2 separate regions of the Homo sapiens genome follow, and region 2 is linked to region 1. The links are chromatin loops, found by intact Hi-C in ENCODE. Cell type or tissue: PC-3. All regions are shown on one strand. Each heading gives the region's core, and the rest is flanking DNA. Links, peaks and the distances in the headings are about the cores only.

Evidence for each region. A loop is a pair of places that touch in the nucleus more often than their neighbours do. Peaks named below come from ENCODE experiments on the same cell type or tissue, not always from the same donor. Only the 100,000 strongest peaks of a DNase experiment are listed, where the experiment ranks them.
Region 2: a loop joins it to region 1, with 5 times the contacts of the local background. A loop is called at or near these places in 3 of 110 quality-filtered maps.

The regions. Positions count from the first base shown.
Region 1 is chr10:52,880,993-52,889,331 of GRCh38, reverse strand. No RefSeq gene overlaps it. Among named protein-coding and RNA genes, the nearest start is that of MBL2, 110 kb to the right of the region's middle. RefSeq lists an enhancer at 4,393-5,107. In PC-3, for the core only: CTCF peaks have their summits at 4,711 and 4,913; a DNase peak (open chromatin) is centred at 5,191; H3K4me3 peaks cover 835 bases; H3K27ac peaks cover 1,626 bases.
Region 2 is chr10:53,020,461-53,028,799 of GRCh38, reverse strand. LINC02672 (long intergenic non-protein coding RNA 2672) reads left to right here. Exons shown (of 5, transcript NR_186378.1): 2 at 5,840-5,976. Among named protein-coding and RNA genes, the nearest start is that of LINC02672, 5.5 kb to the left of the region's middle. In PC-3, for the core only: no CTCF peak of the experiment used is centred there; DNase peaks (open chromatin) are centred at 3,329 and 5,189; H3K4me3 peaks cover 1,273 bases; H3K27ac peaks cover 980 bases.

The DNA of each region.
Region 1 (8,339 bases), core at 16-8,015:
ACCAAAAGCCAAAAATAGGGGATGATCCTGTCTAAATCAGAAACTTCAAACAAACAAACAAACAAACAAACAAACAAACAGAAACCTCTCCCCACTTGCTCCAGGGCTTACCTTGGAAATTGACTCCCCTCGCCTGTAGTCCCAGCTACCCGAGAGGCTGAGGCAGGAGAATGGTGTGAACCTGGGAGGCGGAGCTTGCAGTGAGCCGAGATCGCGCCACTGCACTCCAGCCTGGGCGACACAGCGAGACTCCATCTCAAAAAAAAAAAAAAAAAAAAAAAAAGAAAAGAAAATTGACTCCCCTCTTGAGCTTCAGGTAAATAACAGTGATTATTATGCATGCAGAACCCCAAGCCTGCCCTGTTTTTAAGTGTGAGACCCACATTCTGTGTATTCAAGTGGTATGAAAATCCAAGAGGAGAAGCTGGTATAAAAAATGTCAGTATTGGCTGGGCGCAGTGGCTCAAGCCTGTACTCCCAGCACTTTGGGAGGCTGAGGCGAGCGGATCACGAGGTCAGGAGATCGAGACCATCCTGGCTAACACGGTGAAACCCCGTCTCTACTAAAAATACAGAACAAGTTAGCTGGGCGTAGTGGCGGTGCCTGTAGTCCCAGCTACTCCGGAGGCTGAGGCAGGAGAATGGCGTGAACCCAGGAGGCGGAACCTGCAATGAGCGGAGATCGCGCCACTGCCTGGGTGACACAGCGAGACTCCGTCTCAAAATAATAATGATAATAATAAGTCAGTATTGAAATCCTGTCCAAAGGGGGTGGTGAAAGAAGACAACTCCCACTGAAGGTGGGCATAAAACAGACAGCACTGGAAGAAACCTACCAGTGTGAGAACTGACTGGGCAATGCAACCTAGGAGAGACTTCACACCCAAAGAAATATCAATAATACTAAACATGCCGAACATGTCTGAAGAGAGAGGAAGGGACAAAAGATAGGCAGAATGTTATGAAAAAAGGACAAGTAAACTTCGAAAAGAACGAAGGGAACTTCTAGAGATGAAAAACTGTTCATAAAATCGTCAAACAGTAAGTGAGACAATTCAAAAGAGATAATCTGTTATTTGAAAGACAGATGAGAAAATTACCTCCAGTGCAGCACAGAGAAACGGAGAAGCAATAAACTGAAATAGACTGGGGGGATTTAAGATCAAATATAGTGTGAAGACAAAAAGCTAGATCAAAATCAATCACGTGGGAAAAAGACAATGAAGTTAACCTGTTAATACAAACAATCCGTTGAGGCTGCTCACTGAGGGCTCCACTTGTAGTTGAACTTGGTGGTCTCTAAAGCTGGTCACATTATTCAAACTCCAAGATCCCTCCCTGCATTGTCACTTAGCTCCTCCTGTCTACTTGCTCCCACCTTGCTCTCTCTATTTAACATTTTAGGTTCCAAATCCATGAGTTTAATTTCTTTCTTTTAAAACACAGGTGCAAATTCACCTCCCTTTAATTTGTCTTAAAACAGACTTCCCCTGACAGTTTTAAGTGCATCCTAGAAAGCAGAACTTCAGGGCTGAATTAAATTAAATGCTTGCCCTGCAATTATAATTCTCATAATACTATGATTTTTTGATTTAAAGTTGGCAAATATCTATCTTCTGTAAAGAGACTTTTAATGTTTTCATTGTAATCTGAATCAGTTTCCAAATTTCTAACTATCCGATGCGTATATTTTTCTCTAGCTGGGGAGAATCAAAATGTCTACATATGCACTGTGCTTATTTCTCTCCAAAAAGTTTCTGCGTCTGAGACACAAAACATGGAACCACATGACCACACGAGGAAGGACCCAGGCCACAGGTGTGGAGGACAAATTGAAGGAAGCCAAGAGTCAGCATTTGGAGTTTGTCAGCTGGCTTGCCAGCAGGAGGCAAGGGGCCTACAAGGGGGATGCTGATATGCCAGGAAAATCTGCATTTGAACAAAGAGAGGTTTTGGATGCTTTATAGCAACTTTATATGATACTAGACTAGTAACAGAGCAAACATTGGTATTGGTCTTAATAAACGTTTGGGAAGAAAGGTCACCATCAAAAGTTATAAGGTGTTATGCTCTTGAAAAGAAGTTATTATGACTAATATTTACTTATTATTCTCCAAGTTCATTGAAGTCTTTACCCAAATGTTATCGCAGTAGAAACACCCTCACTGAAATGGCACTCAACTCTCATCTGCCTGTGTGTTCTTACTGTCTCTTCTTTTTCTTCATTGTCCTCATTATAACTTTCTGATGTATACATTTAACAATGGTTTATCCTCTGTCTTCCTCACTAGAATGTAAGCTGCATGAGCCCAGTGACGTCTGTGTTGTTTACTGTCGTCTCTAACACTTTGGAGACATGATGTGAGGTGAGTTAATATTTGTCAATTGTGAAACATTGACGAAGGGACAGATGAACCGAAGGTCTCTTATATGTTAGATATTTTACAGATCATCTTACTTATTGAAGCTAGATCTCTGAAATACAAATAAATGATGCTGGACTTAAGCTTTCTGTATATTACTTAATGGATTTTGGCTGATGAAGGAAGGTGCAGTGAGCATGTTTTTGGATTATTCAAGGTGGGCTCCTGTGTAGGAAACTGTTCTAAAAATGAAGCCAAAACTATTCCTATCTTTTGGGAATTCACAGTCTGTTTTCAAGAGGAAAGCAATGCTGACTAAATTTTATTTTAATATACCATAAAACCATTTTTTGGCTACAAAAGTACAGACTCTAATTTGTAAGGATTAACAGTCGAACTTTGATATCCCTATACCAAGAAATTATTTCTGGAAATGGCACCATGGTATGGTGGAGCAGGCATGAATATGGAATAAGGGGGTCTGCATGGACCTGAGTAAGTCCCCCACCTTATCCTAGCTGTGTGATCTTGGAGTCATTCACTTGATGCTTTTGAACCGCCATTTTTCCTCTGGAAAATGGCAATGAGAAGGTCTATTTACATGGATGCTGTAAGGACTAGTGAAATCTCACATGTGAAGGTGGTGTAATTACTAAAAATTGATCACATCAATGAAATTCATGCTTATCCATTTGTAGTCAAAGAATAATTGAATTAACTTATGGCAGAAAGTTAAGTGAATGTTGTCCAAAAGGAAGAAGGAAAACTTTGGACCAAGAAAAACAAAAATTACTTTTGAAACTTAACATCTTTTCCTTGCATTAAAAAAGAGCCAAACACCCACCCACACATTGTCACCAAAACAAGATTGCTTTTAGGCAGATAAAAAGCCTCTCTCTTCTTGGGTCTGAGTTCAACCATGGCCTCACCTGGGCCCTTCCAAATCGAGGATTCTCCTCCTTAGAAGCCTGTTTCAGAACAAAACAGAAGGCGTCTGTTCCTAGGCTTCAGAAACACCCAATTTTGAGGAAGCTCCTTTGAACAATATCAAGGCAGACATTAAATTAACATGAATAAAAAGAGGGGTTAGGAGCATGGTTTCTACAAAGCGAGCAGCTCCTTTCACAGGTTGTTGAGAAAACCTCTCCTGTAGGTCCAAGATACCACAATCAATGCTCCCTAAAGCTTAAGAAAGTGAGATACAGACAAGGCTAAATACAAGCATATCGCACTGAATATGGGGGAAAGGTGGATGCCCGGTGGCAGAGCTTTACGGGCTTTATGGGTGTGAACAGAGCGGTGGTCACATAGGGTCCTGTCCTTGGGAGGACCAATCTGGTTTAATGCTCTGCAGTCCCAGTATTAAAATTCTTTTTTTTGTTGTTTTTTTTTTGTTTTGTTTTTGTTTTTTGTTTTTGTTTTGCTTAGCACTTTCATTTTTCTCTAGGACCTGCAAATTATGTAGCCTAATGCCCACGGGAAGCTCAATGGAGCCTCTTGCCTCCACAAAAACCACTGATTGAAAGAAACGACAGCAACTAGGAGCTCCTGTGACTCTGTTTCCATTCCCATTCCCTGGGAAATGATCAACAGCTCCGGTGTGTTCTGTTCTCTGAACCAGCCACCCCACCCTCACTGCCAGCGCAAACCTGCTCTCCTGTGACCACCTATTCTCTGAATGTTTCTACATTTAGAGAAGTTCACCCTCAGAAGAAAGAAGGAAGCCGGGCGCGGTGGCTCACGCCTGTAATCCCAGCACTTTGGGAGGCCGAGGCGGGCGGATTGCCTGAGCTCAGGAGTTCGCGACCAGCCTGGGCAACACGGTGAAACCCCGTCTCTACTAAAATACAAAAAGTTAGCCGAGCGTGGTGGCGGGCGCCTGTAGTCCCAGCTACTCGGGAGGCTGAGGCAGGAGAATCGCTTGAACCCGGGAGGCGGAGGTTGCAGTGAGCCCAGATCGCGCCACTGCACTCCAGCCCGGGCCACAGAGCGAGACTCCGTCTCAAAAAAAAAAAAAAAAAAAAAGGAAAAAGAAAGAAAACAGCAGCATTTTGTAACAGTGATGAATTTGGATGAAATTTGCAAGACCTTGGACTGTTTTCCCAAATGTCCGGGCGTCTGCCAGGCAGCCCTCAACTGCAGACACAAGCCACTAAAGGGAGTCGTGGCTCCAGGGAGCTCGAATGCTTTCCCTGGAAGATCCCCTCCCTAAGCCCCCATCTCCTGGACGTGAAACCCTGTTTAGTCTACATTCAGGAACAGCAGACGTGCTTTTCTGAGAGAATCTAGCACCTTGAGAATTTTGCCATTTGGGATGCGTGTGTATGTGCGCGCGCGCACGTTTTCGAAGCTACAATTAGCACTCTTGAAAAAGGAGAAAGGGAGCGGGAAAAGGAAAGAAAGAAAAAAAGTAGGAACTCCTGTCGATTTTAGTTCAGGCTGCCTGAAGATTCAACTTAAAATAACTGCACCATCAATGCCCCATAGAAATCACAACGGAGGTAGAAGTTTGCGCGGTTCCACACTACCATCTAGGGGATAACAGGTGAAATGACAACCTTCTACTCCCATTTGTACTGACCTTTGTTATCTTGGACATAGGCATGTAGGTCACAGAACACATCCTACGCGCTCTTCTTCCATCGGGTGGTCTCAATATCTACCGTCACTGACGTACTAAGAGGAATGGGAAATCTTCGGAGGGTTTAGCATAGAATTATGTAATTCGGCATATTAAAAAGATGACTCTGTGTACTCTGTGGAAAGTAGCCTTACGGATGGAAGGTGGAAGCCACAGAGAAAGCAGGTAAGAAACCACAGCTATGCCTCGCTTGATGACGCATCCCCAGGAATTCGTCCGTAGGCGATTTTATCCTTGTGCAAACATTACAGAGTGTACTTACACAAACAAAGATGAAGGACCCTACTACATAACCTACGCTATATGGTATCGCCTATTGCTCCTAGGCTACAAACCTGTGCAGACTGTTACCAAATACTGGAGGGCAGCTATTTCCTTCCAAGAAAAGTGCTCCTCACTCCCAAGAGACTGGTTAATGTGTAGAACTTCAGGTATTCCTGAATCATATATATATTTATATTTATATTTATATTTATTTACATATATTTTGAGATGGAGTCTCACTGTGTTGCCCAGGCTGGAGTGCAGTGGCACTATCTCAGCTCACTGCAACCTCTGCCTCTTGGGTTCAAGCGATTCTCCTGCCTTAGCCAGGCCCCCTTCACAATGCCCAGCTAATTTTTGTGTTTTTAGTAGAGATGGGGATTTGCCATGTTGGCCAGGCTGGTCTCGAACTCTTGGCTTCCCAAAGTGCTTGGATTACAGGCGTGAGCCACCACACCTGGCCCTGAATCATATGTTAAACTTATTTAAGTTTAGCTCAAAGCACCTTCCATATTTGGTTAATAAAATTTGGGCCAAAGTTTCTCTCTATGTAGTGAACTGCAGCACAGCTTGGCGTGAAAGCAAGTTCTAACCTAACCTAAGAGTATGCCTTTGTAACCAAGCAATGGAGTCTCAATCCATAGTAGCCAATCCCAGGTTGAACGTTGCCAAATTCCTCACAAATAAGGCAAATGCAGAATTGCAACAATCAGGTAATCTCTGTAATAAGTAATTTCCTGTCTCTTTCTTTTTATAAATACAGCTCACCATTCTGAACCATCTTCCATCTGAAGTGCTGCCTGTTTTAGAGCCTTTTCATTGCTCAAATAAACTCTGTTAAATTTAACTTGCTTTAAGTTTTTCTTTAACACATGTCTCTTCCCAGACTTCCTGATAAACCTCCCATTTTAGTTCACTGGTTCTTGGAAGTTTATAGCAATTCAGTGTTTTAATCTTAAAGGTTTGGCACCAGTTAAAATACAAATGTCTCTGAACCTAAAGTATATTATATTGGAAAATATAATTAAAAACAAAATCTCATCCCAACCCAAAAAACTTCTTCACAAACTTAGAAGAGGAAGAAAACAATTTTGTTATTGAATAAGCATTAAACCAGAATGTGATGCGTATCACAAATAGTCTGCTAAGAATTTGCAAAGACAGAATGAAATCTTACGCTTTGATATAGCCAAGCCGATAAACCCATTCTACACGTGCCCTCAAGGTAAAAAATAACTAGTCCTCAAGTAAGAGGACTTGACGGCACCATTTTTCACACATAGTTCATCTTAAAATCCCCTGGTAATTGTGGTATCTACCTGTGTTAATTAATTGATTTGTACAAAAGAAAAAATAAGCTTCTCATATCTTTATGGAAGAAGATAGTTTTGTAACTTGAATTAAGGTGCTCACCAAAGTTGGGTTCCTACCCTCCCACGGAAACTGGGAGATATGGTGCTACCTACCTTCATTGATTACATTTGAAAGACACGGTTCCTAGGTCCTTGAGAAAGACTATTTTGCCAAGTGGCTTATTTTGCTTTTAAAAAGATTTACATACATTTCAAAAAGAGAAAGAACTTATACATACAGTATAAGTTTTCTAAAGTAAGTGGTCTAGGAAAAGGGAGGGAAGTCTCTTTATTTTCAACAGGGAGAATTAAGAATCTTACTTATAATTTGTATTTGCCCTTGCAACACATAGTCAGTTACACTTTAGCATTATAGAAATTTACAAGCAGTTTTCTGAGGGCGAGATCTCACTGAGAAAAAGAAAGGACTGTGAGAGTACCAAGGGGCTTCCTTGAGTACAAAAGGGCTTCGCTAAAGCTGATAAGCAATTAGAGAGGAAATAGGGGTCAGTGGCTGAACATAACTTCTCTTCTGTTCCATTGTTTTGCCTTGTTTTGTTAATTTATTTCTGGACTCATTTAAACTCCTTCCAACTCTAACCATCTCTATCTTTCCTCTAGTTCTGAATACTTAAGCCTCTTCCTCAAAAACAAACAAATTGTATTAACACATCTAAAAAGCTGCTCTGACTCAGTTTGCCCAGTGAGATCAGTTTGTAAGTGGTCAAAGACAAAACAACCCAAGGACACTACAAATCAAAGTAAGCATGACAATTTTTAGCACCTTCTCCTCAGTCTTTCTGAGGACTGTCCCATGACACGTTAGAAGAAATTTTTGGCTCAAAAAAGATGCCCTCGCATGCACATGCCATTACCTCACCAGGATGCCTTGGAATTAATTATATCTAGACAATTAGGTCTCTGAGATTTGCTGAAGGCCAGAATTGTTCATTTTACATTTTAAGATTCTCTACCACCAGGGAATTTGAAGTTGCCTTCCAGGGCCCACATCCAATGAATCTAATTGATTTCCAAAGTCCCCTTTATAGTCAAACACTGCCTGTACCCATTTGTTCATTCATTCAACGCTTCCTCAGCGCAAAGTATGAGCCAGGAAATGTCTTCCACCCTAGCGACAAGGAAATGGAGACATAGCCCCTGCCTTCTAGGAACTCAGACTGTTCTCATACCCAAAAACCCAAAGATGAACAGGGCTAAATGTGATCAGTTATGGGAATAATGCCAACTACTACAGGCGTGGTACAGGCAGAATTTTACAAAGGCAGGATGAACTGAAGTGGGGGACATGTGAAGAGTCCAAATTGTGAATGCTTTCTCCCAGGCCAAGGCATTTAAAGGGGAATAAAAATCAAAGTGAGGATTCATGAAGCGTTTCCAAAAGAGAAACCCAAGATTGGGAGATGTCTTTCTTCTACTGAAAACTTTCTTGAGTCTCAAGTGCACAGGGTTCGAAATTCAGCACAGCCACCTGTTAGCTGAGTGACCTTCAGAGAGTGGCTTAGCCTCTCTTGACCACGGTATCTTCATGCGTCGAGTGGGGGAGATAATAATATTCATCTCAGAGGGCAGTTGTAGGCACTGAGTAAGGTTCTGTCAGTTTGGAATTTAGCAGAGTTCTTGCTACACAGCAAAGACAGCTGTCATTATTCACATTATGATTACTATTATTTTCACTGGTAATGATACTAATGAGACAAA
Region 2 (8,339 bases), core at 216-8,215, 140 kb before region 1:
CATTTAGTGGTCAGTGGGTGCACGGCAGGGGCAAGGGAAGTTTCCATCCCACCGGTAAGCATGGTTAAATCCGGTAGATGGAGAGCTCAGGAAAAGTGGCCATGAGCTTTGAGCATAAATGGACCTGACCCTTAGGGGATGCCCTAAGGGAAGACGAGTCCGAGGACTAACTAGAGGTGTAGGCACCCCTGTGTTAAAATTCCATATGGGCACCACACCTTCAAAACCAGACACTTCCTTAAGATGTATCCTGAATAATTAGGACAAACTCGACCCTGAAACCTTAAAAAAGAAGCCACTGATTTTCTTCTGTACCACTGCCTGGCCACAGTATTCCTTACAAAATGGAGAAACTTGGCTCCCTGAGGGAAATATTAATTATAACATCCTTCTACAACTAGATTTTCTGTAAACAGGAAGGTAAATGGAGTGAAGTCCCTTACGTACAGGCTTTCTTTGCCCTTCGTGACAATACTGCCCTGTGCCAAGCCTGCAAGCTTTGCCCAAATGACAGAGGCCCACAATTACCTCCATACTCAGGGCCTCTTCCCTCAGCCTCACTCTCCTCCCCCACTGACTCTCTTCCATCTGGCCCCACCAAAGTGTTAAAGGCACACTGGAAAGAAAATGTAAACTCCACGAGCCAGACACCCAAACTATGTCCCTTATAAACAGTAGGAAGAAAATTTAGGCCCATTCACCTGCATGTCCCTTTCTAACTATCAGATTTAAAACAAATCAAGGCAGATTTGGGAAAATTCTCAGGTGATCCTGATAGCTATATAGATGTCCTGCAAAGATTAGGGCTGTCCTTTGATCTAACATGGAGAAATATCATGTTACTTCTTGATCAGACCTGAAGTCCTACTGAAAAGGAAGCAGCTTTAACAGCAGCCCAGCAATTTGGGGATCTGTGCTAACTTAGCCAGGTAAACGATTGAATGGCCCTGGAGGAGAGGGAAAAATTCCTCACAGGGCAACAGGCAGTCCCCACTGTAGACCTTCATTAGGATACTGACTCAGATCATGGAGATTAGAGCCACAGGCATTTGCTAACTTGCATTTTAGAAGGGTTAAGGAAGACTAGGAACAAGCCTATGAACTACTCAATGCTATCCACAATTATACAGGGAACAGAGGAAAACTACTCCACTTTTCTAGAAAGGCTAAGGGAGGCCCTAAGAAAGCATACCTCCCTAACTCCAGATTCCCTGGAAGGCCAACTTATTCTAAAGGATAAATTTATCACCCAAGCAGCAGCTGATATTAGGAGAAAACTCCAAAAGTCTGCTTTAGACCCAGAACAAAATTTGGAGGCATTACTAAACCTGGCAACCTTGGTGTTCTGTAACAGGGACCAAGAGGAGCAGGCCAAAAAGGAAAAGCGAGATAAGAGAAAGACTGCAGCCTTAGTCATGGCTCTCAGACAGGCAGACCTTGGTGGCTCACAGGGAACCAAAAGAGGAGCAGGCCAATTGCCTAGTAGGGCTTGTTATCATTGCGGTTTCCAAGGACACTTTAAGAAAGATTGTCCAACCAGAAACAAACTGCCCCCTTGCCCATGTCCAATATGCCAAGGCAATCACTGGAAGGCACACTGCCCCAGAGGATGAAGACCCTCTAGGACAGAAGCACCCAACCAGATGATTCAGCAACATGACTGAGGGTGCCTGGGGCAAGCACCCACTCATGCCATCAACCTCACAGAGCCCCAGGTAAGTTTGACCATTGAGGGCCACAAAGTGGACTTCCTCCTGGACACTGGTGCAGCCTTCTCAGTTTTAATCTCCTGCCCAGGATGACTGTCCTCAAAGTCCGTTGCTATCCAAGGAATCTTAGGACAGTCTGTAACCAGGTATTTCTCTCGCCTCCTCAGCTGCAATTAGGAGACTTTGCTCTTTTCACATGCCTTTCTTGTTATGCCCGAAACTCCCACCCTTATTAGGGAGGGACATATTAGCCAAAGCTGGGACTATTATCTACATGAATATGGGGAACAAATTACCCATTTGTTGTCCCTTCCTTGAAGAAGGAATCAATTCTGAAGTCTGGGCCTTGGAAGGACAATTTGGAAGGGCAAAGAATACCCATCCAGTTCAAATCAGGCTAAAAGACTCCACCACTTTTCCTTATCAATGGCAATATCCCTTAAGGCCTAAAGCTCTCAAAGGATTACAGGATATTGTCAGACATTTAAAAACTCAAGGATTAGTAAGAAAATGCAGCAGTCATTGCAACTCCCCAATCCTAGGAATACAAAAACCAAATGGCCAGTGGAGACTAGTGCAAGACCTCAGAATCATCAGTGAGGCAGTAATTCGTTTATATCCTGCTGTACCCAACCCTTATACACTGCTCTCTCAAATACCAGAGAAAGAATGGTTCACTGTTTTGGACCTCAAAGATGCCTTCTTCTGCATTCCCCTGCACTCTAACTCCCAGTTCATGTTGCTATTTTGTTAACCAGTTGGGAATCATTATTGAAAAGGTCAAAGAAATAAAAGAACAGATAGAAAGTAGGAAAAAGGAGCTTGAACACTCAGGACCCTTGAATATGTTTAACCAATGGATACCTTGGCTCCTCCCCTTTCTAGGACCTGTGACAGCCATCCTACTATTACTCGCCTTTGGGCCTTGCATTTTTAACCTCTTGTCAAATTTGTTCCCTCCAGGATCAAAGCCATCAAGCTACAAATGATCTTACAAATGGAACCTCAAATGAGCTCAGCTCACGGCTTCTACCGAGGACCCCTGGATCAACCCGCTGGTCCCTCAATTACCCTAGAAAATTCCCCTCTGGAGGACACCAAACTGCAGGGCCCCTTCTTCACCCCTAACCAGCAGGAAGTAGCCAGAACGACTGCCACACGGTTCCCAACAGCAGTTGGGGTGTCCTGTTTAGAGGCAGGACTGAGAGGAGGTGCCAGCTGGGCTTCCTGGGTCAAGTAGGGGCTCAGAAAGCTGTGAAACTCACTCATTTCCTGCATCAGGACTTACTTCAGTCCTGGATGAATAATATTGAAGATATACGCTTAAAATATTCCTAACACCAGGATTCGTGCATGTGTTTTCTTCCCCAAGAAAGCTATAAACAGTGAAAAATTTGCTGTAAGTTTCCCTGTATCTTCTCTCCCTCTCTCCCTTCCCCCGCCCCTGAAACTAAAATAAAGGAATGTTAACTGCTCATTTTTCTGTGACCAGTGGACCTTATCTACACTCCCAATTCAGATTCCTTGTAAACATACTTTGTAAAGTCCTGTAAGATCCTGTCTCCTTTGCCATGCTGCTGCAAGGTCCTAAAGTAGATAAAACCTAAGTTGCAATTCCGGTTTTCCTCAAAATCTAAGACATGTCACAAAATAATTTACTGCCTTTGTTTCCGGCTCCTGTAACAAGCTTCCCACCTCATGTATCTCCCGCTTTAAAGAGTTTAAAAGGCAATCACCCAAAACCAACAGTGGCTACCCGTTCAGGACCCCTCCCATGCTGTGGAAGCTTTGTACTTTCACTCTGCTTAATAAAGCTTACAGTTTTTTCTCGCTCTCGGTCCATGTCTCTATCACTCGCCGTGGTCAGCTAGCACACCAATTCTTTGGTGTGGCTAGGCAAGAACCTCAGGCATTACAGATATACCACAGTGTGTTATAAAAATTCACTTATTGAAATACATCTTGGTTGCTTTTAGTTTTTAATGATCATGGGGGGAAAAAAGCTGCTGTATACATCTATATGCATATTTTTGTGCAGAAAAACACTTTCATTTTTTTGGGGGGGGAGGTGGATGGAGACTCGCTCTGTCACCCAGGCTGGAGTGCAGTGATGCGATCTCGGCTCATTGCATCCTCCACCTCCGGGGTTCAAGTGATTCTCCTGCCTCAGCCTACTGAGTACCTGGGACTACAGGCACATGCCACTACACCTGGCTAATTTTTTGTATTTTTAGTAGAGACAGGATTTCACCATGTTAGCCAGGATGGTCTCGATCTCCTGACCTCGTTATCCGCCCGCCTCAACCTCCCAAAGTGCTGGGATTAGAGGCGTGAGCCACCCTGCCCAGCCAGAAAAACATTTTCAAATCAACTGGGTAAATACCTAAGAGCATGATTGCTGTATTCAATGTACAGTGGCACCTTTTTGTTGTTTTAATTTGTAATTATCTAAAGACAAATGATAAAAAAATTTGCATGCTTGTGTGCTCTCTTTGGTGAACCGTCTGTTCAGATATTTTGCTCTTTTTAATGAAGTTTTTGTTTACATAATGTTGAGATTTAATTTTTTTTTTTTTTTTTTTTTTTGAGACAGAGTCTTGCTCTGTCCTCCAGGCTGGAGTGCAGTGGCACGATCTCGGCTCACTGCAAGCTCCGCCTCCCGGGTTCACACCATTCTCCCGCCTCAGCCTCCAGAGCAGCTGGGACTATAGACACCCACTACCACGCCCGGCTAATTATTTTGTATTTTTAGTAGAGATGGGGTTTCACCGTGTTAGCCAGGATGGTCTCAATCTCCTGACCTCGTGATCCACCTGCCTCGGCCTCCCAAAGTGCTAGTATTGTAGACTTGAGCCAGATTTAAATGTTCTTTGTATTTTTGAACACAAGTTCTTTTTATGAGATATGTATTTTGCAAAAATATTTTTTTCTATCTGTCATTTGTGTTTTGATTCTCTTAACAGTGTCTTCTGCAGAGCAGATGTTTTAAATTTTAATACAAACTAAATTTTTATTTTAATGATGATGTAACCAGCGGCGAATCCATACGAGTCTGCAGCAAATATGAATCCTTACTTCTTTGGAGGAAAGAATTTGGCCAAGGGGCAGAAATAGGTTTAAGGCAGAGGGAGAGACTGAGGCAAATTTTAGAGCAGGAGCAAAAGGAAGCAAAGTACATGTAACCACCAAATGGGTTCATCTGGCCCACTGCCTAGACAGAGCCAATTTATCAAGACAGAGTAATTGCAATGGAGAAAGAGTAATTCACACAGAGCCGGCTGTGTGGGAGACAAGGGTTTTATCATTACTCAAATCAGTCTCCCCCAAAACTCAGGGACTGGAGTTTTTAAGGATAATTTAGCAGATACTGACTTGGGAAGTAGGGAGTGCTGATTGGTTGGGTTGAGAATGAAATCATAAGGCGTTGAAGTGGGTTAGTCTTGCTGACTTCTGTTCCTGGGTGGGATTGCAGAACTGGTTGAGCCAGATTATTGGTCTGGGTGGTGTCATCTGCTGCATCAGAATGCAGGGTCTTGCAAAATATCTTAAGTACTGATTTTAGGTTTTACAACAGTGATGTTAGTCGCAGGAGCAATTTGGAGAGGTTCAGACTTTTGCAGCTGGAGGCTGCATGGCCCCTAAACCATAACCTCTAATCTTCCAGCTAATTTGTTAGTCCTACAAAGCCAGGCTCATCCCCCAGCAAGAAGGGGTTTTATTTTTTTCAGGAAAGGGCTATTATCAATTTTGTTTCAGAGATTAATCCGTAAATTCCTTCCCGAGTGTAGCTTGGCCTATGCCCAGGAATGAACCAAGACAACTTAGAGGTTAGAAGCAAGATGGGTTGGTTAGGTCTGATCTCTTTCACTGTCATAATTTTGTCAGTTATGATTTTTGCAAAGGCTGTTTCATGCACTTTGAAGAAGGGCCAAGCTGGTAACTGGAGAGATACAAGTGCCCCATCCAGCCTTTGGCTTGGGATTTTTATAATTGGCTTGGTTCTGGGATTTGCGTTTCTCCTCCCTTGAGGCAGGCTATTGCTCACCTGACCCAAGCCCAGTGTCAGTCAGCACTTGGGAAGGTGACTGCATGCATATTGCATTTACTGAGGTTGTGCACGTGTTCTCTAGGGGTGATTTTCCTGTACCAGTCCAATGCCTCCAGAGGAAGATCATACATTTGCCATTTTACTGCTTAGTACGCATGCTTGAGCCTGCTCGCCCAACTGCTGAGATCTTATTCAGAAACTGCTGATCACCAACTCCAGGTATTTTCTCTCTCTTGGAATATTGTCTTCCTCTGGCCAGCTGTGACAAATTATCATTTCAAAGAGACAGTTTAACAACTGCCTGATCATCACCTAATGATCACATGACATTCCTTGGGGTGGGGTGCTGGGGTGCTCTCCTTCCTGCTTATGTCTGCAACCGCATACTCTAACAATGAAACTTTTAGTATTGCATCTTCTGTGTATTTCCCAAAATGCTGTCTACACCCCTATGAAAAGAGATGTTCACTGCACCCTTTTTTGTTATTACAAGCTGTTTTTATGTCTTCATTAACCTATACATTCATAACCCCTTCGCTAATACTAAAACACTTTTGATGTATGTCTAATTAACATGTTTAAGTACAGAGCATTTATAAAACTGCCATGACTAGCTTATCTCTGCTTTTTTTTCTTTTAATCTTTTGGTTAAAAGTTTTTGTTAAGTCCCTCATGTCTCTATCTATGGAATGAAGGTATTTCCATTTCTTGTGGCTTCAGACCTGTTACAGACCACTTTAAAAATAGGACAACAGGTATTAGGAGATACTTTCCTGACTACTCCCCTATTTGCCACACAGAATTATGTAACTAGCATTCCAAGAAATTCAAATAAATTGAAATATTTAGGGATATAATTAGGAGTGGGTTGGGACTGGAATTTGTTGTAAGGTTTTATATATCAAACTCTAAAAACACCAAATGAAATGGCTATTTATTAGTGCTGAGAGGTACTATTAAAAAGTACAGGGAAGTAGAACAAAATAGTCACAAAGCACCACCTCAAATAAAATAGTTCCTATGAAAATATTGTTAAGCAAAAGAAGGGCTAGAGATTTGTAAAAGATACATTTTATTATTTTTTAACACAAAGTATTACATGTATTTAAAGAACAAATACTATTTAAAGCTATTTTTAGAAATACTCAATATGAATACATGAATTTTAAATCGTGTTAATAATTATTAAATTATAGAAATAAGTGTCTGAAAGTTTTCTGAGATATTAAAGCCCCCATGGTGTAATTGGTCTTGGTATTATTGCTTTATTTTATCCTGGGAATTCTGTGTTTGATGGGAATGTGGATTCAATTGAGCCAAATGTGTACTGTGTATGTAAGCATTTATGAATATTGATTGTATTTTGGAAAACTTTCTAGTTGATACTAAGTGAGTGAGAAATATCCCTATAGTGCCGTACACAATTCCCCTATAAATCTACCTCCCGTGCTAAACTGGGGCTAGCATATAATGTTGGACTTGTAGAGGAATGATTCTTAGAGCTTAGGTTTGGAATCATTTTTATCACAGAAGGATAATATTGAACCAGCACAAGTTGGTCTCGTTAAATACTTTCATAGAATTCCCATATTTCTTAGTTTTTGAGGACATTTCATGTATATGGAATTTATCACATTGTGTGAAGGCAATCCCATTGGAACATTTACATAAATCGATATATAAAGAGAGATTCACAGTTACAGAGTATAAATAATCAAGCTCCTTGAGTCTCACAGTTGTATTAAATACAACAATAATTTAAAATAAAATCAAGAACTGAAAAAATATATAATTATTTTAAGAATTTTGGTTTGAGCATATCAGTAAAAATTGCTGCAGTTTCTACTGATAGTGGTTTAATATTAAACCCAAAGTACCAGACAAAAAGACAAGGGTCTGAAATCTCTAGTCTACAAAACTACACCAATTTTGTATGCTTGCTATTTGGTTTTAGATGCACAATCAAATATCATTGACAAAAATCAAGTAAGAAGGAAGAGATCTGGAAATCAAATTAAATTTTCAGCATGGCCTGGGAGAATTTACCCAGCATTGGAATTCATAACATTTGGTTCCCCCTTCCAACATTAACTTGTTTTGGGACCTTGGGCATTAAATTGAATCTGTGACTCCATCTGTCAACTCTAGTTTAAACTATCTGTATCACATGGATGGTATGAAAATAAAATAAGAAAACTACAGGTGAACATATTCTGAAAATGTTAGTAGATTACTGTCTTAGTCTATTCCTGCTGCTACAATAAAATACTTAGACTGGGTTAGTTGTAAGCAACAGAAATTTATTTCTCACAGTTTTGGAGGCTGGGAGATTCAAGATCAAGGCGCCAGCAGTTTCAGTGTCTAGCGCAGATGTGCTCTCTGCTTCCAAAATAGTGCCTTCACAGGATGGAAGAGGGCAGAAGAAGCAAACAGTTTCCTTGGTATTCCTTTTATAAGGGTACTAATTCCATTCTTGAGTGCTTTTTGCTCATGACTTCACCTCTTAAAGGCCCTTCCTCTTAACACGAACACATTGGCAGTTAAGTTACATTTTGGGGGCATGCCAACATTTGGCCCATAGC